Linked DNA regions of Mus musculus: all the other regions are linked to region 4. The links are chromatin loops, found by intact Hi-C in ENCODE. Cell type or tissue: gastrocnemius. All regions are shown on one strand.

The links. Peaks named below come from ENCODE experiments on the same cell type or tissue, not always from the same donor. Only the 100,000 strongest peaks of a DNase experiment are listed, where the experiment ranks them.
Region 1: it touches region 4 in a loop (4-fold over the local background); 6 of 42 quality-filtered maps call a loop at or near these places.
Region 2: a loop joins it to region 4, with 2.0 times the contacts of the local background. A loop is called at or near these places in 3 of 42 quality-filtered maps.
Region 3: it touches region 4 in a loop (4-fold over the local background); 10 of 42 quality-filtered maps call a loop at or near these places.
Region 5: a loop joins it to region 4, with 11 times the contacts of the local background. A loop is called at or near these places in 12 of 42 quality-filtered maps.
Region 6: it touches region 4 in a loop (3-fold over the local background); 5 of 42 quality-filtered maps call a loop at or near these places.
Region 7: a loop joins it to region 4, with 7 times the contacts of the local background. A loop is called at or near these places in 9 of 42 quality-filtered maps.

What each region holds. Positions count from the first base shown.
Region 1 is chr2:48,454,074-48,458,073 of GRCm38, forward strand. It overlaps Gm13481 (predicted gene 13481), which reads right to left and starts at 3,192. Exons shown (of 6, transcript NR_166463.1): 1 at 3,040-3,192. In gastrocnemius, a CTCF peak has its summit at 2,111; DNase peaks (open chromatin) are centred at 2,132 and 2,379; H3K4me3 peaks cover 758 bases; H3K27ac peaks cover 2,569 bases.
Region 2 is chr2:48,406,422-48,410,421 of GRCm38, forward strand. All of the region lies in intron 1 of Gm13481 (predicted gene 13481), which reads right to left. Among named protein-coding and RNA genes, the nearest start is that of Gm25338, 24 kb to the left of the region's middle. In gastrocnemius, no CTCF peak of the experiment used is centred here; DNase peaks (open chromatin) are centred at 1,619 and 1,936; H3K27ac peaks cover 1,276 bases.
Region 3 is chr2:47,999,703-48,003,702 of GRCm38, forward strand. No RefSeq gene overlaps it. Among named protein-coding and RNA genes, the nearest start is that of Gm52576, 170 kb to the left of the region's middle. In gastrocnemius, a CTCF peak has its summit at 2,266 (motif pointing right); a DNase peak (open chromatin) is centred at 2,271; H3K4me3 peaks cover 359 bases; H3K27ac peaks cover 352 bases.
Region 4 is chr2:48,811,316-48,815,315 of GRCm38, forward strand. Acvr2a (activin receptor IIA) reads left to right here and starts at 2,794. Exons shown (of 11, transcript NM_007396.4): 1 at 2,794-3,511. The coding sequence starts at 3,457. In gastrocnemius, a CTCF peak has its summit at 2,476; DNase peaks (open chromatin) are centred at 375, 2,447, 2,790 and 3,449; H3K4me3 peaks cover 2,302 bases; H3K27ac peaks cover 2,740 bases.
Region 5 is chr2:48,884,675-48,888,674 of GRCm38, forward strand. All of the region lies in intron 4 of Acvr2a (activin receptor IIA), which reads left to right. Among named protein-coding and RNA genes, the nearest start is that of Orc4, 63 kb to the right of the region's middle. In gastrocnemius, a CTCF peak has its summit at 1,599 (motif pointing left); a DNase peak (open chromatin) is centred at 1,503; H3K27ac peaks cover 753 bases.
Region 6 is chr2:48,467,777-48,471,776 of GRCm38, forward strand. No RefSeq gene overlaps it. Among named protein-coding and RNA genes, the nearest start is that of Gm13481, 13 kb to the left of the region's middle. In gastrocnemius, no CTCF peak of the experiment used is centred here; a DNase peak (open chromatin) is centred at 2,379; H3K27ac peaks cover 2,045 bases.
Region 7 is chr2:48,459,235-48,463,234 of GRCm38, forward strand. No RefSeq gene overlaps it. Among named protein-coding and RNA genes, the nearest start is that of Gm13481, 4.0 kb to the left of the region's middle. In gastrocnemius, no CTCF peak of the experiment used is centred here; a DNase peak (open chromatin) is centred at 1,886.

The DNA of each region.
Region 1 (4,000 bases), 360 kb before region 4:
AATACATAAACTAATGAATGCCCCAGAAAAACCTTATTTATAAAAACATGCTAGACACTAAATTTAGACAAGTGAGTAGCTTAGTGCAATGATTAATATTGGATGTAAATTTGACAGGATATAGACTCAAGTAAGGAAGAACCCTTCTGAAGGTCTTGAGGGAATTTCTAGGTTGAGTTGATTGTGGTAAGAAGAATCACTCTAAATGTAGGCAGCATTATTCCATGGGCTGCCATCTGGGACTTAACAGGAGGAGATAGCCTGCTAAATGTCAGGACTCATGGCCCTCTGACTTCTGATTGTGAGTGCAATGTGACCAGGGAGCCTGTTGCATTGCTGTATCTTCCTCCCTTTCTTGTTGTGGACTGGGGCCTCAAACCATTGGAGCCAAAACCAACCGTCTCCTCTTCTTCAGCACAGCAATGAGCAAAAAACTGATTTCTGATTCAAATGTTTTAAAAACTTGCTTTTAACATCTAGTCCAATATTTGATTGACTTAGGTTCAGCACAGCAAACGATTTTAAAATACTTTATTCAGGAATAAAGTATAACTCCAGAATGAAACAAATGGTGATCTGTACTACAAACAGGCAAGGTATGATTTATTAAGGTCCTGAAAGTTGGAAATGATGTCCAGAAAGGGAAAACTCTATCCAGGGGGGAAATAACAAACACAACATAAATGTGGGTGTTCAAAAGAAAAGGTGTTCCTTGAAATACCAGGAGCAAGAAGATTCTGTTGTAACTGATCCTATCATTCAGGTAGGATTTCACAGGTAGAGGTGAAGGGAAGGAGCATTCCAAATAGAGGCATGGTGTGTTTCAGGCAGAGATGCAACAGCCTGCAGTCTACCGAGATATTCCACAGTTAGGCTGCAAACTATGTAAGTAGAACATAAAGTAAGCAGGGAAGAAGTAAAAGGCCGTGATACTAAGGATGATATCAGGGATGCCAAGCTAAGCAATTAAGAGTTCTACGCAGTAACAGAGAGAATAATTGAATGTACTGGAGAAGGGAAAGTTGTTGCTGGATCTTCACTGAGAATCAAAGTGAATCTATCAGAACTTACAGGAAAGAAGGAAATCTAACCGCAAAGCCTTCAGGAGAATGATGTTCAAGGTAGAGGGAGAAAGAGAGAGAAACATTTTCCCTTGGTGACATACCCAAACTACCTATAGGGCTTTCTAAATTGCACACTCTGACCCCAGAGATCTTGAAATGGCTTACTGTCCTTACTGTTCATAGAGAATCACGGTCTATGTAAACCATCATTATAGTTACCTGCGTGCACCATGGTGGTTAAAGTGGGAAATAAAAATATGTAAAACCCTGATAAGAGTGATGGGGCAGGTATTATCTTAACAAAATTGGTCCTGAAGAGAATCGAACAAATATGGCATCACCCCTAGAAAGGGTATCAATAACAGACCAAAGAAATGATTCCACACAAATCTAGTTTGGCAAACCAATGAGTTTAATTTGGGTTACAGGAGCATGTGCTACTGTAAGTATGGGTATATGGGTGGCTTTTCGCTTATGGAAACGTCTACCTCTGTGATGTTGTTAATTACTAATATATCGTTGAGGAAGGGACGTACCTAAGCTTCTCAGTCTCCTCCTGATAAGCCCCTCTCATGCTGTCTCTTGATTGCTCATCTAGGGATTACAGCTACTCAGAATTATCTGAGAGCTCGTGCTGGGGTGGTACAGTCAAGTCAAAGTGGTCTGGAGGGTCGAGCCAGTCATGCTGGAGAGCAGGAAAATAAAAAAATTGAGCTTATGAGTCTAAAGCTTGAAGATTTGAGACTCTAAGTAAAGACGGTAGGTGCTGTCCAAAAAGAAGAGATCTCACGGCTGTCATTCTGTGTCACCCTGAACTGATATTTAGAAAGAAGCTCAGACTTCAGAATTGCTCATATTTTGGAAGAAAAACCAAAAAATAGTTCACAAAAGGAGAAGAAAAAAAAAAAGGCACTGTCCAGATGCCAGGACACCAAGACTAAAGGGGACCAACAGAGATGAATTAGCTAAAATACCAAGGACTGAAAAACAGGCTTTTGGACTGAGGAACAATGCCACCACTCACTCCTGGGAAAAGAGCAGATGGGCTAAAGCAGAACACGGGCTGCAGGGGGTGGAGGCAGAAGCTGGGTGAGGAATTGCAAGTAGCAACTGTAAATCCTCTTGAGAAATTTGGGAGTGGCTTGTTCCTGGGCTACTATAAATAACAGGAATGCAGGAAGCAGGAAGTCAGAAGATGAAAGGGACATCTTAGTAACAGGAGAAGAGTTTGCAAAGGACAACATTTGGGATTAAACAGCCCCGAGGTTACAAGCATCCCGTGGTATGATGCGAGAGGCCCTTGAGATGTTTGCCACCCAAAGGTTGGAGGGTACTGGCTTTAATAGTAGGACAGCTGGCAAGCCATCAGTGTGGAAAGTAGTTCGAGAGCCCCTGAGTGCAAGTCACATGAGAAGTACATGACATGAAATAGCTTAAGCAGATGAGGCTTATATTATACAGAACCTAAAGCTATGAGAGAAAACACCAACTTTGATTGACATACTTATGAAAAGGGGGCCATGATAAAGCAGTGTGCTAATTGAAATAATGACTACATATTATGAGCAAATGGTAGAGACAACGTCTTTTTTTTTCTTTTTTTTCATCAGAGTGTGAAGGCAAAGCTGTATTTGGTCTATGACTCAGCAGTTGCTGGAGGTGGCTCTTGTTCCTTCAGGGAGCCCAGGAAGTGTCATCACCACTATACCCTAGTTAACCACAGGGACTCAGAGACCAGCTTGTCTCCGTATCTGTGTCAGGTTTCCATGTCCCAGCCAGCCCTGGATTTGTTTTAGCCAGTTCAGCCTTCTGAAAGCTCAAAGCAACAAAACAAAGTTACAAAATGTCACCAAACTATCACCTATGGACAGCTAGCTTTCTCTGTACACAAGGTCCCTATGCTCATGATCAGAGCCCAGCCCAGCAGAGCTATCACCCATGTCAAGTAACATGACCATAAGAAACAGAGACTCACCTAAAGTTCTTTCTTCTCCACTGCCCTCTTTCTGTTCAAATGCCACTGGCCTTGAAGTACATGAAACAGGGACTGCTTGGGACCAAGAATTCTGTCCTGCCCCAGAAGCAGATCAGAGAGCAGTCACCACTCTGGCAAGGTCGTTTCTGATGTGACGTGAGTCTGAGCTGTTCTCCAGTGTTATGATAAAAGCAAGTGCCTGAGGTGCTTTGAGAGACTTTGTGTCTGCATTGCTGACTGGTGTACAACTGCGCGTTCTAGGGAATCCTGTCTGCAGGCTCCACTTTCCTGGGCTCTCTTTCTTCATGGCTGCAAAGGCTTCTCTTCCTCATTCTTTAGTGTGAACCCCCAATAGGTAGTTTTTTTGGATCTTCTCACTTCACCAGGTCAGACCTAGGGGACATCGCCATGCCCTGAAACATCTGGACAGGCCTCAGTTGCATGATAAGGCAGGCCATGCTAGGTGATATGAGGGGACATTTCAAGATAGTCACATTGGCCTCCTGGTGCAGAATGAATTCTCTGGTCATTGAAAAACTTCCAACGGGGTGGTCTAAGCAGCTTAGCCACCATCTTGCTTATCTTTCACTATTTCTGGCAACTGTTATTTTTCCTATGACTAAAAATGTATCTTACTACTGACCTCATCCTTACTGGACCTAGCCACATATCTTCAGTGGTCCTTCTAGGAGGGCCAACAGTCTTACAATGGTCTGTCATAGACCTTTTTATAGTCTTTGGCAGAGTGGGAAAAAATAGTAAAATGACCATCCAATAACTGTGCATGGACCACCCAGCCAGTAGCTTAGAAAAAGAGCTCATTACAGATAACCTTTGACAGGCTCAGTGGACACTTTCCTATCCAATGTGGGAGAGATTTCCATCTGTGGAACCATTAGTACATGGCCCACATACAGCTCTGTCTCTTGGCTTCTGGTTCTCTCTGATCTGATTTGGTACC
Region 2 (4,000 bases), 400 kb before region 4:
TCGCTCTTGCTCTTATGATTACAATGGTGTTTGTCTCCAGCAGCTGGAGGCAAAAAACCCTGACAACAAAGGAGAGGAAATCAACTGAAATGTGGCATTAAAAAGGTTGGGCAAATATGTCTGGGGCGGGGGAGGGGGGAGGGTAAAGATGATAACATAGTAAAAGTTCTGAAAACACATTTTTGCCAGGAGGACCAGGAAGCATATAGCCAGTAGTCCTAGAATGTGTGTGTGGCAAAGGAACAATTGCTGTCACAACAAGCCATGTGGGTCCTGTGGATGACAAATACTTCATTTACCTTTACCATAAAAGGTGAGGAGGACACGGTGTATAGTAATATTGGTGGGTTTGAAACATTTGAAACCAAGAGATAAACATAGAAAGTAGTTCAATGTCTAGCAAAACTGATTGACAAAATTGATAACAGAACCTACCTCACATCCCCCAGAAGGCCTTCTGTTCATACTAATTGTATATTTGCGTTTTCATACTGAGAAGGTAAAGATGGCAGAAAGCAGCCAGAAGTTATGAAGCCCTAGCTTTGAAGTCTCCCACTCAAACTCAGGATGGTTCTTTCCTCTGAGAAGAGAGGGGCCAGATGTGTTATCCTGGAAGCATTGTTCAGCCCTACTAGTATCTGAATGACAAGAAGAAAAAGAAAAGAAAAAAAAGGAAGAAGGGAAGGAAGAAAGGAAGGAAGGAAGGAAGGAAGGGAGGGAGGGAGGAAGAAAGGGAGGGAGGGAGAAAGGGAGGGAGGGAAGGATCGGGGGAGAGAGAGAGTTTCTCCTAGGTATGGTGGAAGAGAAGGTTTATTATGGATATGAGGGAGAACATACATGGCCAGATGCAGGGATATCTAGGAAAGCAGAGTGGACATGATCAGACTATTCTGGGACATGTGATGAGAGAGGGGATGGGAACAGAGAGGGAAAAAAGGAGAACCTGGTGCATCAGCCAGGAGGCCGTAAAGAGAGATGAAAAAAATACCAGGTAGCCGAATGGTTGTATTATATAGAAGGGCAGCCCAGACCCTGGGCTGGAGAATTTAGGGTAGAGAGCAAGGTATGCCAGCCAGGAAGGCCCTGTAGCATGCAGGGGAAACCTAGCAGCCAAGTTCACTGTGATGTGTCCACTTCATCCATATGTCCCCGGCTTGAATCCTAAGAGCATCCAGTTCTGAGTTATTTTATCAAGGGGAGGTCAATCACATGGAAAAGTCAAGACATGGCACTTAAATTCTCCATCTACATGAACTCCAACTAAGACTAGAAGTGAAAAAGTTGGGTAATGCAAAAGAAAATGTTAATAAGATAGTCAAAGAGGAGAGACTTCTCAGTTAGATGGCTCAGTCCATAGGAGAGACCAGTCTCCAGCAAAATTATGATGGGGAGCTCTCCTCCAAGAGGCACAAACTAGACACAAAGGAAACCAGAGAGAAGAGTCAGCAATTAGCCACCGCCACTGTCCTCCTAGAGCAGGCTCCATAACTTTCTACAACTCTGAAGACAACGGCAGTCATCCCTGGCTCCTGCTAACCACTAGAGACACCATGTCCTTTCAGCCATGCTCCCATTCTCTGTGTTCCTCATGTCATCCATGCATCCTGCAGGCCAGGCCATTCTATACCCTAAACTCCTGCCAGCTGTCCTGTCAGGCAAAGACGGTTTATTCTAGGTTATTCTAGGTCACGCTGGCAGCTGAGCCTGAGAGCCTGCAGCCTGTGCCGTTAACCTTGCCAAATTGAGCTGCATCTTTTTTCTTTCTTTCTTTTTTTTTTCTTTTTCTTTCTTCAATCATTCCTAGAAATATCAATTCTGGAAAACTGTTTTCCCACATAAGGCTTTGGCAGCCAGTCCTCAGCAGTTACCTCATTCTTTCCTCCACTGCCATCTGAGAGAATGTGCAGGAAAAACAGTGCACCTGTAGGCAGAACGAATGCACAGGGGGTGAAGGATTGGATGCACTCCCCATCCTGACAGGCTTGTGGAGGGATGGTCTTCATGGAGTTAAAGACTCTAAGTACTGCCAGACACCTGAGACTTTACCTAGCCCAAATCCATCACTTCACTTGCTGGGGAACTGGGCCGAAAAAAGTCTCCTCTGCAGGTTCTGGTTAAACGTATTTGCCAATGGATGAACTGAATGAACAGGTAAATGAATTAGATGGGGAGGCGGGGGGGGGGGGGGGCAGGGATAAATGCATTTGTGGAGCAGAGGTAGGACCAGAGGAAGAAGAGGTAAGAGATCTTCAATGCTAGGTGCCTCCACCTGTTTGAGCAGCAACAAGATACCACAGACCAAGGAGTTTGTAATACAATAGAAACTAATCTCCCACAGATTTGGAAACCAGGACATGAAAGATTCTGTGGCTGCTACAATCTTGCTTCCTGGTTCATGGACAGGTATTCCTGGTTGTATCATCAAAAGATAGTAGACAAAAGGAATTCTCTAACCTTTTTATTAAGGCATGAACCCCATTCCTAAGAGCCCTTCCCTCTTGCTATAATCATTTTTGCCAAATATCCTCAGCTGCTAATAGCACCACAATGGGAATAGATTTCATAGCATGAATCAGAGGTGGAAGCAGTATATAGCACTGAGTAGATACGCATCCCTCTTCTGTTCTTCTCGGGGCAAACCATAGCCACTGGTCATCAGACTTTATTTTGGGGTCCAGGCAGCATCTTCTGAACACAGGCTGTTCACGACTCTTCTATATTATTGACAATGAATCATAAAGGGAGAGCTGGAGCAAGTCTCGGGAAGCATATGGTCATATCCTCATATTTTAGACACGAGAGACTAAGATTTGAAAAAAAAAAAAAAGTGAAACAGCTTTCCCAGAATATCCAGTCGGCATGGGATGGTCACAGAAGGAAAACGTAATAGACAGACCTTTGGCTAGCTGTCCTTGACCATTCTTTTTCTGACAGAAATGAATCCAAAACATGTGCGCACACATATACCCGTGTGTCCCTGCCTAGTGCAGGTATAAAGAGTTGCTAAATATACTACTTCAACAGCTGGGATTTTACAAGTTGACTTTTTACAAGGTGTTTGTGAGTTTCTTAAAATGTGTTAGGCTCTCTCTCTTTTTTTTTCTTTCTTTTTTTTTTTAATTTTAACATAGAATTTAAACAGGCATAGTCATAATAGTAACTGCAGGATTACTTTACACCATGAACCTCAAACCCAGGACAGTCAATTCAAGCTTAGATTAGTGTGAATTGAAATCACTTTGGGGGAAAAAAAAACATTCAGACAAAACCATCAAAAGTCACATCAGCCGCATGGAAGCCCAGCTAAAGATGCTACAGAAGGCATCTATTGACACATCTGATTGGGGAATTGTCTTCAAAGTCAGTGAGACCTAAGAATGAGAGTCAGGCCACAATGAAGTCAGGGAACTGATGAGCAGTAGGCAGCACTGGCCTCACTGTTATTCACTGGGCCTTGATCTTAAAGAATGAGCTCACCCAGGTAACCACAAACCTTCTGAGACAGCTAAGGAGAAGCCTAGATGTGTTCATGCCGGAGTCCTGTTCATGCAAAGCCCAGTCATCTTCTGTTTCCTCACAGCTCAGCAGCAGCACAAACATGGCCTGAAGAGAAGTATGCTGGGAAGAGAGTTGGATGCTGGGTAGAAATCTCCTCCAAGGCTTGACAACCAAACGTGCCAAACTGGTTGCACAAGAGGCTGAATAATTATACACCTGGCATAACCCAAGCATCACGGAAGTGGGTGAAGCAATAAACAATTATGGAGTTAATAGAATGACAGTGTGGCGCATTACAGTGAATTATAAGATCCTTCCCTTTCTTGACACAACCTAAAGCTTTTTCTACATCTGCCTCTTGTGCACCATTACTTATGGCAGCTTGATTGCCTACTATGATTATGGTGAAGAATGAGGGGAAAAACAGAAAAACCTGGAATACCGAGTAGGAATCTGAATTCCCGTGATGCTGCAAGTAGTGGGAAAGAAAAAGACCCAGACA
Region 3 (4,000 bases), 810 kb before region 4:
ATCCAAAAACCAACATTTTCAGCGAAACTAAAATTAATGGTCTCCTATTAATTTATTCATTGTTAACTCATCTTGGAAACCTTTACAAGTATAACAGTATTAAGCAGAACAAAGGGTTATAAATGAAAGCACGCATTTCCTTTCTTTTAAGGAACTTCAATATTTACACGTTAAATATGTTATTAATGTTATTAGTATTGGTTAAATTAGTTCCTTTAGCTATAATACCCCCGCCCCCAATCATCCTATCATCGTTCCTTTCTTCCACATTTCTGGATAAAGCATACCTCTTCATCTATACCAGCAAGGTACCTATGGATCATAGGAAACATAGAGAAGACAGACAGGACTTTCCTAGCTTCTGTGTCATTGTGGAATCCCCACCTGTTCCTTATAAACTACAAAGGAGAACATTCTGACTCTTCTTAAGGTACGATAAACCGCTTACCTCTGCTGAATATTTAATATATGCCCAACCCTCTGCTTGGGACTTGGGGTACACTGGAAAAGGTAATACCATGAGTTCTTACAATAGGATATTTTCATCTACAAGCTGCCAACAAACCAGGCTGCCATCTAAACGTACTATTTACAAGGTGTTTGGATCAGAAAGCCACTGTCTCAAGACTAAGGAATAAAATCTTTGAAGTCTCTCTGAGCCTAATGGAGAAACACCTTCTGGCCAGGAGCTAAATGTTTAGAAACAATTGAAAATAGATCCATTATCATTAGGATAAAACTAACCTGTGCACACATATTAAAGCATAAGAGCACCTCCTCAAGCACACACACACACACACATACGCACACACACACACACACACACACATGAATAATTGGTCCCTAATTGATGAGACTCTTTGGTAAGGATTTGGAGATGTGACCTTGTTAGAGGAAGGGTGCCTCTAGGGAGGGATTTGAGGTTTCAAAAGCCCAGGCCATCTCTAATTCATCCTCTCTCTCTCTCTCTCTCTCTCTCTCTCTCTCTCTCTCTCTCTCTCTCTCTCTCTCTCCTGCCTTCTATTTGCATATAAGTATATGAGATTCCTGTCCCCTTTTTTGGTCTCTTTTCTTTCCATTTCTTGTTTGTTTGTTTATTTGTTTGCTCTTCTTCTACTCCTATGTGTTAGTTTTTGTTGTATCTTAATTTATATTTACTATATTATATTATTTATAATCTCTAAATCATATTTGGTTTCTAATCAGAAACAGAAAGAGTGTTGATCCAGGTATATGTGGAGGTATGGAGGAACTGGTAGGCGTAGAGAAAGGAAAAACTATAATCAGGATATATTATATTAAAAAATTTTAATTTTCAACAAAAGGAAAATCCAAATAAATAAAACACTTAAACTTAGCTATTTCTTCAGCACCATGACTGCCTGCCATGCTGCCTGCCTGCTGCCTGCCTGCCTGCTGCCTGTAATGCTCCCTGACAGGATGGTCATGGACTCAACCTTTGAAACTATTAAGACCAATAAACTTTATTTTATAAGTTGCTTTGGTCATGTGTTTTTGTCTTAGCAACTAAAAAAATAACTAAGGTGGTATCCGTAACGCAGTGATTCTAGAACTAACATTTCCTGGTGCTCGCTGTGTTTCTCTGGATTAGTAAAAAGTGGTAATGACTATACTTAGCTCTTAGACCAAGGTGACGTATGCTGAACAACGGTTTAAAAAGTATAAGTCGACATAAGAAAATAGCCTTCTGGACCTTGTAGAACATTCTCAGGAGACAGTTCCCTGTATTGACTCTAGACAGGGAGTGTGATTCTCTTTGTTAATAGCCCCAACATTACCACAGCAGTTAATTTAAATTGCTTCTCTTTCATTTAAATTTCCTGAAGTTAAAATTCTAGGGGCAGATTCTAACATCAAATTCAGTTTTTGAAAAAGAGAAATACCTTTAAAATTAAATGACATTGTACTTAAAATATAGATGAGACAAAAATCACAAAATTAACATGCCAATAAATTAGTATTTAAAAATAAATAAATAAAGACTGGAATATTCCAATTCTTTGTTTGGCAAATAATGTTTTTTAGAGCCATTGTTCGCTGCTGTGAATAGATATATTGTGTTTTAATTCATTTGCTTTGTAAAATCATAAGACTCTGGGCATGTTTGAATTCACTATAAAACAGCCAATTCCCCAAGCCATTACATTTAGAGACTGTTATTTGATCCAGCTTTCATCCCTTCTACATTGATCTGTGTGGAAGAGCCTGAAGCTTTTGTCTTCCAAAGCCGATTGTAGTTTGCATTGTTTCCATTAGATGGCGCAGGAGATATTTTTAAGCACTCAACAAACAGGAACCTGTGAGATCTCTGTACTTGATCAACTACTATGTAAACATCAGCAATTCAAGCACCTTTGTAGAAGGAATCTGATTCAAAGTGTTTCCAGGGAGGAGTTATTTTATGACTTGTGAACCATCGTTCTTAAATGCACCAATAAGGTGACGCCACATCGCTGGCAATTGAACTCAGTTGTCTCTTGGTTTACAGCCTGATTTCTTTTCAAACCTGGAGAAAATAAACAGTTACAGCAAGTGTTGCAAAACATGTGGGAGGGGCACATTTACAATGAGGAACCGGGCTCGAAGCTAAAGCCCAAACTATATTAATCACACAGTTCTAAACTCTTCCCAGCTGTGCGTAATCACCAGCACTTGTTTGCAGTCCATACGTAGCTATTTTTGGCATTGCTCTCCCAGTCTTTCTACTCACACCGACACTTTTTTTCTTTGACTAATTGAGGGTAATATGTTTTTTAATACTTTGACGAAATGTAAACCTTGTCATGTCTAACTGGCAATGTTCCATGTGCCCATCCTTCTGATCATACATGTATGCATGCCTGCTTTTAGGGCTCCCTATGAGAATTGTATGGCTTTGGGCCTGTTCTGCTATTGTTAACCTTAAGTGTCTAATTTCCGTTTTCCTCTTCTGTAGTAACCTAAACATTGATGACTTCAGTCCAAGCCCCACTTGGAAAACTGTACCTGAGGTAAGCATCAGGCCATGTGGCTTTGCTCACAAGCAGACTGCTTCAAGTATTTCTCCAGCAAATGATGCCATAAGTGAAATGAAAGGGAAGGCAGAGGGGCTAGATTGTGAGTCCTATCTGTCTCCTTTAATGTGATCTATCAGTGATGAAGAGTGAGAGTGGAACTGTTATTTATATGCCACCCCATTACAACAGAAGTGGATGTTTCTAACATGAATCTAGGACTCGAGGTAAAACACCTTGAAGAACAGTCCTGTAAACAGAGTCTTCCTTCAGAGGATGTCGTGGATTCAAAACCGGGCAGAAGTGGTGAATGCCTGTAATCCCAGCACTCGGGAGGCTGAGGCAGGCAGATTTCTGAGTTCGAGGCCAGCCTGGTCTACAGAGTAAGTTCCAGGACAGTCAGGGCAATACAGAGAAACCCTGTCTTGAAAAACTTAAAAGAAAGAAAGAAAGAAAGAAAGAAAGAAAGAAAGAAAGAAAGAAAGAAAGAAAGAAAGAAAGAAAGAAAGAAACCAGAGTTTTGGTGGCTGTTTATGGGATGGATCCCCAGGTGCATCAGTCTCTGGATGGTTCTTCCTTCCAACACAGCTCCAAACTTTGTCTCTGTAACTCCTTCCATGGGTGTTTTGTTCCCCATTCTAAGGAGGAACAAAGTATCCACACTTTGGTTTTCCCTCTTCTTGAGTTTCATGTGTTTTGCAAATTGGATCTTGGGTATTCTAAGTTTCTGGGCTAATATCCACTTATCAGTGAGTACAAATCATGTGAGTTCTTTTGTGATTGGGTTACCTCACTCAGGATGATATCCTCCAGATCCATCCATCCATTTGCCTAAGAATTTCATAAATTTATTGTTTTTAATAGCTGAGTAGTACTCCATTGTGTAAATGTACCACATTTTCTGTATCCATTCCTCTGTTAAGGGACATCTGGGTTTTTTTCCAGCAGACACCGTTGCATATACCAGCAAGATTTTGCTGACAGGA
Region 4 (4,000 bases):
GTCGCAGCATTAGGAAGGCTGAGAACCACTGAATTGATGCCTAGAACTGCAAACTGTCAAAAGCCCATGGCCAGGGAAGGACACAAGCTGTCGTGGGAGAACCTACTACTGTTGTTTTGTTAGGCAGAAGTGTTGCCAATCTGCCTTCTAAATATTTGGTTATACCCATATATTAGTGCTGTTGTCAACCCTGGCCAGGAACATTTCCCTTTGCAGTGAGCAGCAGTCAAGGCAGAGACGTGTAATTAGTCAAAGTGCTAAGGAGTAAATGACTGTTGGGTGCTCAGCCCTAAATAGGATGTCTAGATCAATCCCATAAAGCTCACAGAACACCGTGGAATGGGGGATGGGAGAAAAGTTCCAGCCATGGGGTGCTGTGAATGAAATACTATCTTCTGGACATGGCATGGAAGTTGAAGCAGCTACAGTAACCCTGGCAAGGTCAAGCCAGGCAGGAGTTCCCATCTTGACGGGAAGAGCCTCTCGAGGCCTTAGCTGAGGAGCCACTGGCAATTGAAGTTTGCTGGGAAGAGGACTTTCTGCAGGGATGTGACTACTGGTAGACTGCCCACGCTTATACAAGCACCACTACCTGGACTCAGTCAGACTATATAAAGGCATTTATTAAGGGGCCCTAGGAGTACTGGGAGGGGAGCATTAGGGGTGGCTATGACTGAATTACATAGCATTTGTAGAAATTTGTCAAACATAAGTAATATGGAGGAAAAAGGGCAGCCTTAATAATTTCAGCTATTTCTATCTTCAGTGTGAGCTTTGGAACTGTAGTGGGGATTAATAACACTATCTTTTAAAGCCACTATTTCTGGATTTTTTTTTTTTTAAAGTACATTCTGGGCTCTGGGTGGAGCTCATTTGCTTGCTAAGTATGCATGGGGTTCTAGGTTGGATCCCCAGGACCACATAAATACAACTCAGTAGTGCATGTCAGTAATTGCAGCAATTACAAAGTAGAGGCAGGAGGATCAGAAGTTCAAGGTCATCTTAGGCTCTCTAGGGAGTTCGAAGCTACCTTGAGCTCCACAAGAGCCCATCCCGGTGCCTCCCAGAAGCACATTTAAGAACAGAATGCATAGCTGTTATGACTGGTTGTCACTAATTTCTCCCAGGGGTTTACTTTAACTCTTTGTTAGCAAAGAATGCTCTTATTCAGAATTATTCTTGAAGTTCTTCTTCATTACTTTAGAAAATAATTTTACGTTCACTCATATGTCAGACTAGGAGGTGAGAGGAAACTAATATGCAACTCTTGTTGCTTCACTTGCTCTGTTTTTAGCGATGAAGAAACATCGAGACGATGTAGTGACAAGACAACAGTAGGGCCTGATCCATCCCTGGGAGAAAGGAGGGTAGATGGTTCTAAAGTAAACACACTCTTCCATTTTAAGACTGTTAGTGGCAACTCTTCGTTTCTGTCCAGCCTAAACTGTTTGCAGAACTACATTCGATTTACTGAGGCATCCTGAAGACCAGTTTGGGATTTTGTTGCATAATACCATCAATTCTGAGCAGGGCTTGAGAACTGGAAATCTTGGAGAGAGTTTAAAGAGCCACAATGATTATTAACCCTGACAAGTAGTAGAAATAGGCAGATAATTATAGGATGTACTTAATAGACAGAAATATAGAGCAGTTTATAGGAAGAGAAAAAGAAAACAAATACAAGTGAGTTTGTGGAAAAATGTGGGGATCAGTGTACACTAAAACATTAATTACCCATCCCACAGTTGCTTCCTTTTTTTCTTGAAAATGTCTCCAAACACAGAGGTTACTACTGTATTAAGAAAAAAGGGCAAACTTCTAGGTATTTACCTATCTACTGAGGAAGCATTCCTGTCAAAACCTTCAGAATGCTGGAATAAAGTGGAAAACAAGATCTCCCCCTTTATTATACCAAATTGTGCTAAATGGCAGACGAACTGACTCTAGCAATCATCCTTTGCACGCTATAGCCAACTTCGAATATCCCAAATAGCCGAGCTTCTGGAGGTAGGGCTCACATTTTTACATTCTGTATGTTTCGGTGCTTAACTGAACACCCGATCAACAGTTCAACATGGCTTACGGGGTAAAAACAGGTCTTACAAGAGGCTAAGAATTGATAACACCACCGTCTCTGACGGTCCAATACACTGAAATCTGCGATTTTCACTTCAAGCCTAATACAGACTTTCACGCCAACTAGGAGCAAACCTGTTTGCAACACAATGCTTTGTGTATACAAGGTGTGGTGGATAGGATCCGAACCTCACATCGAGCTATCTGGCGAGGGTGTCCTGACCTGGCGGACAGCCCTTCCTGCCTTTATTTTTTAGCCCAAAGACAAACGTGGGGAGGCCTCGGCGGCGGGGGCGCGGCCGGCTCGCGAGCACCGAGCTCGCTCGGGCAGCAGCGGGTGCGGCTCCCGCCCACTCGGAGCAAGTCGGCGCGGCCTCGGCGTCCCCCAGAGGAAAGGCTGGGCGCCGCAGTCGGCCTTAGCATCGCCCATCCCGCTCGGGCGCCGCGGCTCTCGCGCCCGGGCGGGCACCGCACTGGGCACACCGGGCGTCTCGGGGCCGCGGCGGGCACCCGCAGGGCCCGCCGTCCCGTCTGCTCGGTCTCGGTTCCCGCAGCCTCGCGAGCGCGCTCCGGATCCGGCCCCGCCCCTCCGGCTCGCCCCGCCTCCCGGACAATCTCCTCGCGCTCGCCGCCCGGCACGCGCGCTGCGCCCGGCCGCCGCTCCCGCCGCCGCCGCCACCGCCGCCGCGGAGCGTTTCTCCGCCGCGCCTGGCTTCCAGCTTCAGGACGGAACCGGAAGTGTAGGGGGCGGGGCCGGCGGAGGCCAGGAGACCGAAAACGCGGCCGAGCCGGGAGCCGGGAGCCGGAGCCACAGCCTGGACCAGAACTTGGCCGCCGCCTGCGCCACCGTCTCTCCCGTCGCCGTCTCCCGCGGCCGCCTCGCACCGCCACCGCCGCGAGCTCGGCTACTGTGGTCCGCGGACTTTGGGTGTCCGGGTTGAAGGTCGGTCCGGACGTCGGAGCAGCTCGGCTCCCGGACCGTCCGGGCGGCTGCGGGCGCCGCCGCCGCCGCCTCGTCGCCTCAGCCAGGCGTTTTGTTCGCTGAGACGCGAGAGGCGAGCGGAGCTGACAGTGATTTTGACAGTGATTCCAACCCGCTTTTGTTGTTGTTGGCTTTTCGTTGTTTGGTTTGGTGTGTTGTGCGTGTATGTGGCGGTTTTTCCCCCGTGGTACATTTTTTTAAATTGTTGTGCCTTTTTTTTAAATCCTTTTTTTTTCAACCCTGTGAACGTTTTTTGCTTCCCCCTCCCCCCCGCCTCGGGGCTTCCGAATATGTTTTATGACGGTTGATTTTACACCAGGAGGTTTGTCTCCGAGGAAGACCCAGGGAACTGGATATCTAGCGAGAACTTCCTACGGCTTCTCCGGCGCCTCGGGAAAATGGGAGCTGCTGCAAAGTTGGCGTTCGCCGTCTTTCTTATCTCTTGCTCTTCAGGTAGGTGGAGGAGCCGGCGCGGCGGGGCTGTGGCCGGGTGCCGGGTGCCGTCTGCTGGGCAGTTCTCGGGCCGAGGCTTTTCCCGCGCCTAAACCCGCAGCCCCGATCATCTCGAAATCTCCATGAATTCCACTTGTTTTGGGTTGGTGTGGCGAACTGATAGGTTGAGTGCTGTGTTGTTGTGCAAGTGAGAAAGTCATGGTTTGTGGCCATAACACTCGATGACAGCGCTGGTTGGGTTGCTGTTCAAGCCGCAAATACCACAAGTGAAAATTTATGTAAAGGTTTGAGACCCAGAAGGAGGTATTCCAAAATGTCATTTAGCCTAAGCTGTTCCAAAACAAGGACCGGTTTTGGTCGTCATCTAATTAGTGCTTCACCGGTGAATATCGAGACATAGATCAAGTGAGCTGGTGTTTAATTTTGACTGTGAGAAACAATGCATCCTATCAGCGATTTAATCTAGGTCTCCTCTCACGTCTTCTCCAA
Region 5 (4,000 bases), 73 kb after region 4:
TATACTGTAACTATTTCTACTTTGAAAAAGCATGCCCTTGGTTCCTCTTATTACTTTGTATCTTTTTGTTCTAATGTTCTTTTATTGAGAAGTATATCTAAAAAAAACCTATACTTAAAAAATCTGTTTTAGTTATTTTAATTCTTTTGCTTTTGTCTTGCCCATTTTTAGCACAAAAAGGTTTGGTTTTGTCTTCATTCGTTTTTGTGTTGGATGTTTTATAGCTTACTCTCTCCATTAGTTAGGAAGTTTCCTGAATAGGCATAATACTTTCTAAGATTAAGAGTAACATTTGCTTGCACTGACATTGTGAGCTCTGAAAGTTCTTGTGTGTAAACAAGATCCCAGTAATTATTGTGCCTTCGCATTCCCTGTGAAAGAGAGGTTCTCTCATGGTATGGAAGTATTAAGCTGTTTTTTTGATGGATAATGAATAGCCTTGGATGATATCAAGCAAACAACCACTATAGAAAAGTGAATTGTCATTTCTTTTTGTCAGGTAGTGTTCTCTGTAGAAATAGTGGCAGCGGGGGAACGTGTCATCTGTTGGAGTTTTCAAGCTCCCTAGCAGTGGCTAACATGTATTTTGCTTTATTTAAAATTCAGGCAGTTATCTCTTTTGTGGTGACTTGTTCTCTTTTACTACCTGACTATCCTCAGACTGAGAAATGTGCCTATATACTTATTTCCAAGGGACTACTACTTATTCAGTTGTTACATACTTCCTAAATTTAAAGTTGTTATAGTACCGGAATTATAGTTTGAACTGCTAACAATTGCTTAATTCAGACTGTGGACTAAGTCATTTAAACTCTGTTCTGTCAGGGTATATTTTGATTTATTCATGTTGCTACAGCTGGACAGGGAGGTTTGTAACAGAGCTAGTTTATCACCAGGTTTTATTTAATTCTGGCCATCGTTCTTTGTGTTTTCTTCCTGGTTTGTCTTTCCTGAGCACACACATAGCATTATTCTGTGTTTCACCTAGTACATTCCAAAAATGTGAGTGAGATAATTTACTCACTGGAAGTAGGAAATTTCAGAGGGTCTTATGAAAACTGTTAAAAAAAACCAAACAAACCAAAAAACCCAAAACAAAACCCCAAACCACCACCACCACAACAAAAAACAACAAACAAAAACTCAAAACAAAACAAAACCCCAAAACAACAACCAAAAAACCTCCAAAATAACACAACAACACAAAATAAAACAAAGCAGACAAACCCTAGAACTGGAAAGACATCACAGCTCACAAAAGCCTAAGTTTGATCCTTAGAACACACATGGAAGGAAGGGAATAGAAAAATTGCCAACCACACAGGCAGCCAGGCTGGGTTGATGATGCATGTTTGCAACCCCAGCACAAAAAGAGTTGTGGCAGGTGCATTCCTGGGGCTTGCTGGCCAGCCTAGCTTGCTTGGAGAGTTCCAGGTCACTTGGAAATGGCACTTTTGGAATGACACCTGAGGTGGCTCCCTAACCTTCATGCACACACTCATAAAAGCTCTTAGAATCCCTGGTCTGAGAGAGCTGGATTTCCTCAGGGCTTTGTTTTCTGGTATTTGTTAAAGGCAATACTGCCCTCTGCTGTTCAGAATCTAATTGCAGCTCCTGTTCCCCAGAATTGCCTGTTTAACCACTCACACTTTAGACTTTCAAATCTTTACAAGTAATATGTAATATCTAAAATTTATTTTACTTGCTGGCTTGAGCCCATTGTATCAGGTAATTTTGGGTTATTTTTACATCCAAATTTATTTACTGCCACCCTAATAGGTGTAATTTAAGGATTTTTCCTTATATTTTTTAAAATAACACTTTCCTCTGGTTATAAGGAATGAGTTTTTCATTTTTATCTTAAGAATACAGTCTGCTGAATCACTGTCAACTCTTAAAAAGCTAAATCATTCTTTCACCTTTGTAACTGATGTGTCATTTTTCATTTCATTCTGAATACGAATCGTAATTTCTTTTGCCTGTGTTTTTTCTTCACAAGCACGCCTTTCATATAATGATAGAGGTAAGACGCATTGCTGTTTGTTTCATGGTTGTGAAAGCTTCTGTGGATGCACAGCAGCCATTTGTCCTTACAGTCGTGTTATTGTTGCTTTACTTTGCATCCCTTATAGTTTATCTACATTTTTGTTATAAAAGTCCTCTCTTTTGTATCCAAATATTATTCATTTGACATAGTAAAAACATTTGGTTTTGAAGAATTGTTAGCAGTATTTATGCTTATCTAAGGTTTCTTCTGATTGGAAGATAAAACCTAATGAGGGCATTAGCCCTAGGAACCCAGTAGTTCTTTAAATGTCAGCCTTACTCATTTAAATAAGAGATAACTTTCTGGTTTAGCTCATTATCTTTTAACTTAAAATCTATATTTTCCAATGTCATCTCTAGCTAATGAATTAGCTGCATAAATAACACCTTTGACAAATCTGTTGCTGCCTTGAAGGATAGGGCTGTTTGTATTAGTATGTAGAAGTATCTCAGGAATAAGCAGACTTGATGACAGATGGCTTTGCTAACCCCTTTAAAGAGTAGCCCAGAATGGGTATACTAATGCCACGGTGTAGGGGCTTTGGACAGTCAGACTTTACCAGTAACTGCAATTTCAGCATACATTCTTATGTCTTGAGAAGGAATGCACAGTCAGAGCCATTTCTGATGTGTGTCTTCTAAGTTTTATATATTGAATGGTTGTTGAAACAGCACTGGGAACTCGAGGGAAGATTTTCAGAAATTCTGTAGTCCTTGGAATTGCTATCTTCCAAGTGTTTCTGTGCATCACGGCAAAGCTGTGCTTCACGGATGCCATGAGTTACAGAGTTTAAGTTCCCTTTTGTTGCCTTGGGGTTTACATGTTTAATGATAGAAGTCTTAGGTGTTCTGAATACATTACTATTCTGATACTAATAAACTGAGAATAATTTCTAATATACCTTATACAATAATTAAAACTTAGATTTTAGAGATACATTTAAAACTTCATTCTAATCACTTCTTGTTAAGAAAACAAAAAGCTATATCAATGATTGGTATTTTGTATTGTGTAGTTATTTTTATTATGAAGCTGAGTTTTAAGCCCACTCTTAGGTATCCATGAATATAAAACTATAATAAGAGTACATCATCATTGGCAAGAGTGAGCCTTTGCAGATCTCTTTCTTCCTTTTTGAATATTGGCCAGTGTTTTGCTTTTTTATTTAAATTTTTTATACTGTTAAGAAAATTTGACAGTTGTATGTTTTGTAGCAATTAATAGAAAAATTCTGAGTAAATTGTAATATCAAATGTTGATCCCAGATTTCTCTCTGAGACGAAAGTATGTTACTAAGGGAAGCCCTGTAATCCTATAGGACCTTTGAAGTTTATCTTTCTATCTAGAAGACATTTAATATACTTTGAACTCCCTGTTGTATTATTAATCTGAGCTATTGAAGACATGACCTCAATCCTGTTTCATGTCTGTAGCTGTGCAATTCTGAACACAGTAGATGTGTGTGTTCTCTCTAGAGACACTATTGCTCAGTGGCTTTGTTGTCCTTTTTTCTCTGTTCAGTTATCTGAAGATTGTAGTATTGCTGCTTTGAAAAATTGATTATTGCCATTTCTATTTAGTTATTTCTTTATAAACTTATATGTTTATTCTTGGACCTTGCAGACTGTCTAGTTTTCTTTGCCTTTGCTAGATTGGTGTTCGCCTTTTCCTTTCAGTCCCCTCAGTCAGCCTGTCCATGCCAGTAGAATCCTATTACAGGCAGAGGTGGCTGTAGAACGGTAAGGGAGGATCAGCTTCCCATAGCAACTTCCCAGAGAGACAGAGTCACAGTGAGCCTGGCCTTCCTGTAGCGTTTGTAGATAGCCTCTTTGGTCTGTCACTCTGCTAAACGGAAGCACTTTGGCTTTATTAACCTTTTATATTTTTAATTTGAGAAGAACAGCAATTTTTTAGACATTTAAAAACAAACATGACTTCAGAATGAATCACAGG
Region 6 (4,000 bases), 340 kb before region 4:
CTTCCTGCACTTTTCTGTGTCCTTATTAAACTGCCGCAGTAGCCTGAGTGTGAGCGTCTGGTATATGCATGGAAAACAGCATTTACGATTTGGCAAAACCAGGAATCCAAGCCCTGTGTGTTTTAGCCACTATTTGAGTAAGGTGTAAGTGCTGACAGAAATCCTTCCTTGTAATGAATCCACCTTAATAGTGGCAACAGTGAGAGTACTGCCTGACAGAAATTTAATAAATCCTGTCACATGTGGAGAGAACACGATTAAAATGCCAAGTGAACAAGTAGTAAAACAAGCCACCATGCCCCGAGTCCTGCAGAGCAGCTCACCTCAGCCCTCCCTTTGCGCTGCTCTGCGTTCTGGTGTATGATGAAACTAGGATGTCCCCCCTACCCCACCCCATCCCCTCGCTTGTAGTCAGTCTCTCTCTCTCTCTCTCTCTCTCTCTCTCTCTCTCTCTCTCTCTCTGTTATATGCAGAAAAACCTCAAAAACATAATGGAGAATTCTAGAAGCCACAAAACAAGCTTTTAAACTCTCAAGCAAGTGAGCTTTCTGCTTCATGCACTGTGATAGCATAACACAATTCCATGAGATAGTTCTGTTTGAAAAGCCCAAGAATATCTACACACAGTTTCGGGAAAACAAGATGCCATTGGGCCTTGTCTGCAACCCCTCAGGCCTCCCGGCCAATCAGCACGAACTCATCTTTAGTTCTTGGGGCAAAGTTTCACACTTGCCACTTCTCAGTTTTAAGGTGTTGCTCTCAACTCAGAAACTGAGATAAAAACATTTCTCCCAGTGTAAGTGTCTCAGACTGTCCCCACCTCTGTCCTAGAGGTGCTAAGCTGATGGAATGCTCATACATACAACCAAGGCTAGGGCGGCCAAGGCATGGATTACGGTCGTATGGTGGGATGAGGGCAATGAATGGCTGACCTTGATGCATCAGAGCCTGAATCTTTTAACATTGAATCACTTCGTTTTTATCCTTAGGAAACTAGGATCGCTTTCATTTGGTCTAAAGGACTTTTTACTATTTTCCAGGACTTGTAGGCAACCCGTAATCCATATGACAAAAAAAACAACAGCCACTTAAACAAAATAAGTAACAATGGATGAATAAAGTTTTTAACAAGCACTGAAAATTTATCATGAGCTCCTCCCCCCCACCCCAAAAACTAAGAAAGCTGTCTTCATACTGAAAAAGAAGACAGCTCTCGGAGTTTCATATGTTGGTTTTCCCAACTTGCTAATTGTTTTCTTGATCAGTGGTGATAAGGCCCACAAAAATCATCACATTGCTGCGATGACTAATTCTACAAGCATTCTCAAATAAAGCCAATTGACCATTAAACTGCTGCCAACTGTGGCCTATTTCTTAACTGATAGACAGCCCAAGAAAGCTCTCTGGTCACAAACATACACGCTAAAATCTGGCGGGGGGTGGGGGGGAGAGGGGGGAATGTTGAGGGGGGAATCAATTGACACACACTGCCCTTTTTTGGTAGATTTGCAAGTTCTTCTTTCTTTCTTTTTTATTTTTAAATTCAAAGGCCATGAATGCAGATAGCTTTCCAGTTGTCCTTGTGTTTCCTGACTGAAAGGACTCTTTAAGCACCCTCAACATGCTCAGACTAGTAGCTGAAACAATTCCATCTTTTCAACCCCTGATCGCAACCCTTCTAAGATTTTGATGAGCTACACACATGGAGCAGATTTTTAAGTAATAGTGGCCCTTCAGTTTCTGAAGTCCTTTCAGAGCACAAACACAGTGCGTGCACTTTGCTTGCAGGGCTCTGCTCATTTGCAGGAAAACCATATTTTGCACCACATCCTCACATATTGATATGTTGAGGAAATAAACAGCTAACATCACTTCCCATCCATCTGCTAAGCTTGTTAGAAAGATGAACACCCAGTATTCAGATGTTTTTCGCTCAGGTTTGAAATTCCACGCTCAGCATAATTTGCTTTTACTTTGAAAGACAAATTTTAATCCAATTAGATGGAATTCACCTCTTCTCTTAAAAAACTAACAATAGTACTAAAGTAGAAAAGCCAGCCATGTTGAATATTGTCTAGATAGTTCTACCACCGGGCTGCTGTAGAGACTCTTAACAAAAGACAGTTTGCTCGATTTTGCTACTTAAAAAATATCAGTTACTGCTCATTTACTGATGATGTAAATCAAAGTCCCGGAAGAAATAATCTATCATTCCTAACAAACTGTTTTCAAAAGATCTTTATACTCATCCATCAGTACCCAGAATTACACAAGCTCTGCCTGAGTTGCAAATATTTTAAAAGCTTGAAGCAAAGCAATAAAAGTCAATTAAACAAGCAAATCTCTGGCAGTCGTGGTACCCACTGGAAACTGAGCCAAATGCCGTTGTGCAAAGGCATTGGGAACAGAAAGGGCATGAGACCCCAGGCTTGTCTCTTCCCAGTGTTTCTGCCTTGCCTTTGCCTTCTAATTAAAATGACAGCTCTTCAGGGAGCAACATGTCCTTCTCCCTGCCTTTCATATGCTCTACATATCATAAAGGATTGATGATCTTACAAACTACATTTCAGGGAGCAAGACAACAGCAATGAACAATAATGCTGTTTTATTAACAGGTAGGCACACAGCTGAGAACTTCTAAGTTATATGAAATATAAATCATTGAGAGAGCCTGAACAGTAAACTAAAAGTACTTTAGTAATGTCAGCTTTAATTTCTTTTATATGCTATACTAGGAGGATTCCATTATATCTATTTCCCCCAGTGGTAAGGACCAAACCCAGGGTTCTGCATATGTTGGGTAAATATATCCCCAGCCCAATATACATATATTAATAATCCTTTGGTTTTAATATTAAAATGAAGAATCTTAGGAGAGTCAATACAAACTAACCTACCTCTTTTAAAACTCAAATTTATCAGACTTTGTCAAGGGGCCACAGCTCCTGAAAGTAGGAAATAATTGCAGCAGTCATGGTGCTGTCCCAGTGAAGCAGCAAAGGTGGTAGAAAAACAGAATTTGGAGCAGGAGAGGTTTCTAAAGGGGGTCTGTTGCCCAGCGCTTCTCAAACTGTGATATGCACCCAGATCTCGAGGGGTTGCCATTGAACTGACTCTGAACTGCAGGTCTACCATGAAGCCCACAACTGCATTTCCAACCAGTTCCATGGGAGCTACTGTTGCTTCTTGCCCAACTACATCTTAAGCAGCCAGTGTCTATAGCTCATCCCCTAGGATTTTAAATTTTCACAATGTAAAACTTCTACCTATGAAAAATGTGGTTACAGCAACAACAAAAGAAAGAAAGAAAGAAAGAAAGAAAGAGAGAGAGAGAGAGAAAGAGAGAGAGAGAGAGAAAGAAAGAAAGAAAGAAAGAAAGAAAGAAAAAGAAAGACAGACAGACAGACAGACAGACAGACAGAAAGAAAGAAAGAAAGAAAGAAAGAAAGAAAGAAAGAAAGAAAGAGAAAGAGAGAGAGAAAGAAAGATCCTAACATTATTCCTATAAGGAAATAGAAACCATATTGAAGTAACAAGAAACACGTGAGTTTTACACATCCAAATGTAAACTATTCTAAATTAAGATATTTATTATCTGCAAGTCAATGCCACATGAACAACCAATGATAACAGATTTAAGAGAAAAAGAACTAGGCTTACTACTTTCAGTCATTGGAGTCTTACCTTTCCCCCAATCTAGTCAAAGAGAACCTTTACCTTATTGCTAGACTCTATGGCCTCTTGTTTCCTGAGAGATCTTGCTGCCAGCAACCTCTTACTCGCCTGTCCCTTCACCTGTTCCTTCCTCCCCCTCCTCCCCTTCAAGCTCTATACCCTCCCTAAAGGAATTTTTTCCTAAATATTCTTAATTGAAACATGATGACATCATTTCCCTCCCAAGTATTCTCCCTTTAATCCCTCACAAGCTCCCCCTCTCTAATCACAATTTGATAGCCCTTTGTCGCTTATCATTATTATTGTTAGATACAAATCTAATAAT
Region 7 (4,000 bases), 350 kb before region 4:
TACCAAGGACCCCCCCCCCCAATTTGTCCTAGACACTCTGCCTTTGGAGAAAATGTTAAGGGACCTGAAAACATTCCAAGTACTGTACTTGGAATTTTCATATTGGGTAATCTTTGCAGCCACCCACAGGGAAGGTGTAACAATTGGCTTCATTGTTCACTGAGAAACACAACACTTAGTACCCCATCCCTAACCTTCCAGACATGCCTAATGCTCTGAATTAGAGCTTGGGCCAGAGAGATGGATGAGCAGGTAAGGGCACTCCATAGAGTCTGTTAACCCAGGATCCCTAGAACCCACACAGTGAAAGGAGAGAACCTTTCCATTGTTTTCTGACTTCCACATGCACACCATGACACACAGGTATCCATGAATGTGTAGTTTACTTTAACTAGAAGAATAAAAATGAAATTATCTTTTCATTTCTAAGGCAGCACACCAGAAGCCCGAGGCTGTAAGATATACTCAAGGCAAACGCAAGGCAAATTAGTTCCCAAAAACAACTCTTATTCCTAGAATCTCTAACTTTCTAGCCTGTAAGTCCATCCAGAAGGAAATGGCAGGTGATGCTGGATGTTAAGATATAGGGAGGATGTTTTAAAATATGCACCAAGAAAATCACTTTTTAAATCTGCTTAAAGTTCAGACAAGAGGTGAAAGTCAGTTTTTAAAATCTCCAGGCCTCACCTCACCTCAACTGTTCCTCAGTTCTCTGCTCAGATCTTTCTACAACTTCTATCCCAACATCTTAACCCATTATCAGTATTCTTCCCCTCCCCGCAAAGAATTTACTAAAGCAAAGAACATGTTAACATCCAAATGCGCATATGGTACTTTCCTTGAAGTCACTAAAGTTGAGAAGTCAAAGAAACAAAACCCTGGTGTGAAACTTGAGATTTACAAATAGCCACTGGGCCAAGAAACTGCTAAAGAGAGGCAGCTGTCAAGGAGTCCCTAAGATGAAAGTTGAGAGGCTGAAGGACATCTCCTGGTGCTGGTCCATTGACAAAAAGCAGACAGAGGCTCGCCTATCATTGCACACATGCGCTCAGCCACTTTCTTCAAACCATAAATAAATACAATCTAACTACACTTGGGTATCTTAAAATATAAATGGTTGCAGGCTTTTTTTCAATCCTTATATGTACTTTCAATCTTGACTGTAAAGAAACCAATGCACTAGAAAACGTTCCTATTTTTATAAGGTAGAGTTAAATAAAGGTAACAGCTGAATCAAAGTGCCTTGGTTGCACAGTTTCTGTAAAGGATAAGGACATCTTTGCAACACAAAGTGAAGCAACAGCCAAAGACAGCACTAAGACCTAAGAAAAGGACATTTGCCAAGGTTCTAAGGTGGGCAGATTGATTAAACTGGACATCTGTCTAACTTAATAGGACTGATGTAAGGAATTTGGCTCTTCTTTTCTTATCCAGTGTTGCTGCAGTTGAACCTTGTTAACAGCTCTATTAATGTCAAACCAGATAAGAGGGACTGGCCATTTCACCTGCATCCCCGTATATAGATTCAGTTAGTACCTGTATGTAGAATCAGGTAGCCAAAGACCCAACCCATTTAGATCTTCTTGTCTCTGAAGAAGGTTTTCTTGAAACCACCCAGTGGCCTTAATTAGAATTGCCCATTTTGCTTGACCATCTAACTTGGCAGAGCAACATATATTTTCTGATTAAAGAGCTTCACCTGACGAGGGTGACATTCAAGATTCTCTCAGACTCCAGTTGCACTTCAATTATCTTGAGACAACAGTCTGCTAAGCAGGATAGGCAGTAATTGACCACTGAGTTATTCTAACAGAACAATCCATACAAATGGATTGAGCCAGCTCTCCTCCCAGGGGGCCATCATGTGGAGCAGACATCCTAATTATCCACATCCAACTGAAGCCATTCGTGTGGGCCTTTTCTGGTGGCTTCTTGGCAGGGAGAGATGAAGACATACTCAATACATCCACGTAGGTATTTGATCTGCAGTGCCAATGGCAGGATTCTGAACATTACATGAAGCAGAGTGCAGGTCCAGTTGAATCCATGCCAAGATTCCCCATAGGCCTCCTCAAAGTTTTAATCTTGGGGGTGAATCTTGTAATAATGAATAATGAGTAGCATCAAATACTGAAATTGAAAACTGCCATTAATTCTGTCCTATCAAATATACTAGCAAATATTGTTAGTATTCAATCCTCCCCCCTCTCCTTCCCTTCCCTGTCTCTTTGGAATCAAGAATAATTGAACTATATATTAAGTTTCATACACACACACACTGTATACATACACACACACACACACACACACACACACACACACATATATATATATAGTCAAACTAATAAGCACTCATGTGCTGATCTTGAAATATAGTATGAGAAAGCATCTGCTAACAGATCTAGTTATAGCCAGATATATCCATTCACTGAACCTAAACAGGACTAAATCTTGCAATATATATTGTTCTCTAATACTTACAAGGAGAATCTAATGTGCAGTGTGAACTTTCCTTCCTGTGCACAAAGGACAAAAGCCAACTGTAAGCTTATGCAGAGTCTGTTTTCCTCTCCAGCCTCACCTCCCTCTCACCTCCCTTGGCTGGAATTCTGGTCCCACAATGCTTGATGGATACTCGAATAAAATCCCGTGGAGACAGGTGTAGTGAGAATATAGTAAGCATTCAACTCAAGCACCGCTTGAGCCCTTCTTCCAGGAAGCCCTTTTGCTACCCCTTGTTGGAGTTGAACTTTTATGCATTCTCATTGCACCTCATGCGTATTTATATTATACTTATGGTTCTGATGGAAATAAGATTAAATTGTTCGTGCATCCATCAGCTTATGTCTGAAAAAATATTCCTATTGTAAACAATCACTCCTATGCCTGACTCATTTTAATTAAGGACTCATTAACTGTTAAATGAATAAATGAACAAAGGAAAAGAATGATCCTGTCTGTTACCTATATCCCTTGCCCTCTTCTTTTATCCAGTTATCTAAACTAAGCTCTTAGCTCTTAGCCAAACAGATAAAGCACATATAAAAAATGTGCAATGTAAGTATGAATGCAATTTTTAAATTGGATTGTGGTGATGGATGAATAAGTCTATGAATTCATTTTAAAATATTGACATGATGCTGACTTTATGGCATGTACTTACATTTCATTGTATCTATTAGAAATGTGAGCAGAAAATAAAGTGTTTACATTATGGAGTGACTACAGGGAGTGAGAACATCTCAGAGTTCAAATGATTTGGAACGTTTCCTGAAAGGTGGAAGGAGTTAACTCTAGAACTCCACCCCACTCCCTCCTCTTTTTTTTTTGCTATGAGTGAAATTGTTCGTACTTTCTGAAAAAGACATTAACTAGGTCCCATGCAGTAGGCATGTTTAATGAGAGCATGGGAGTTCACGTAACGAAACTGGCCTTCTTCCAAATTGGTGTAAAGGAACTAACCCAATTTCAGAATTTGATTCATGGTTTGAAAGAACAACAAATTTGTTTCATTTATCCTACGTAATTAAATTAATGAGTTGAGTTCAAATGAAACAATTTAACTCAAAAAATTGTGTTGATTATAAATTAAAAGTAATAAATTTCTGCAATGAATTTTTATTGGTTGACTTTTTCTAGTTTCTTATTTCTCATCAAATTAGAATGTTACCTGTTTTTAATTGGTTCTACTGTATTGTATATTTCCTTAATTTTTTTTCTTAGATTCTTCTGGGTCTTCACTGTATGGCTGACAATGTATTGAACTTTTATATAATTCCAATCTCTTGGGTCCACATTATATAAAAGTAGCTCTGTATTTCCTTTTCAATTTTTAATCATTGACTTCAGAAAGTATCCATTTTAAACAAATCTTTTATAAATAATAATGGATGCTTTCATCTAACAATCAGTCAAACATCAGCATTTTTTTTATCTCTAACTTTTCTAATAGAATTTGTTACTAAAGAGGGAAATCCCAACCTAATAATGACTTCAGTCC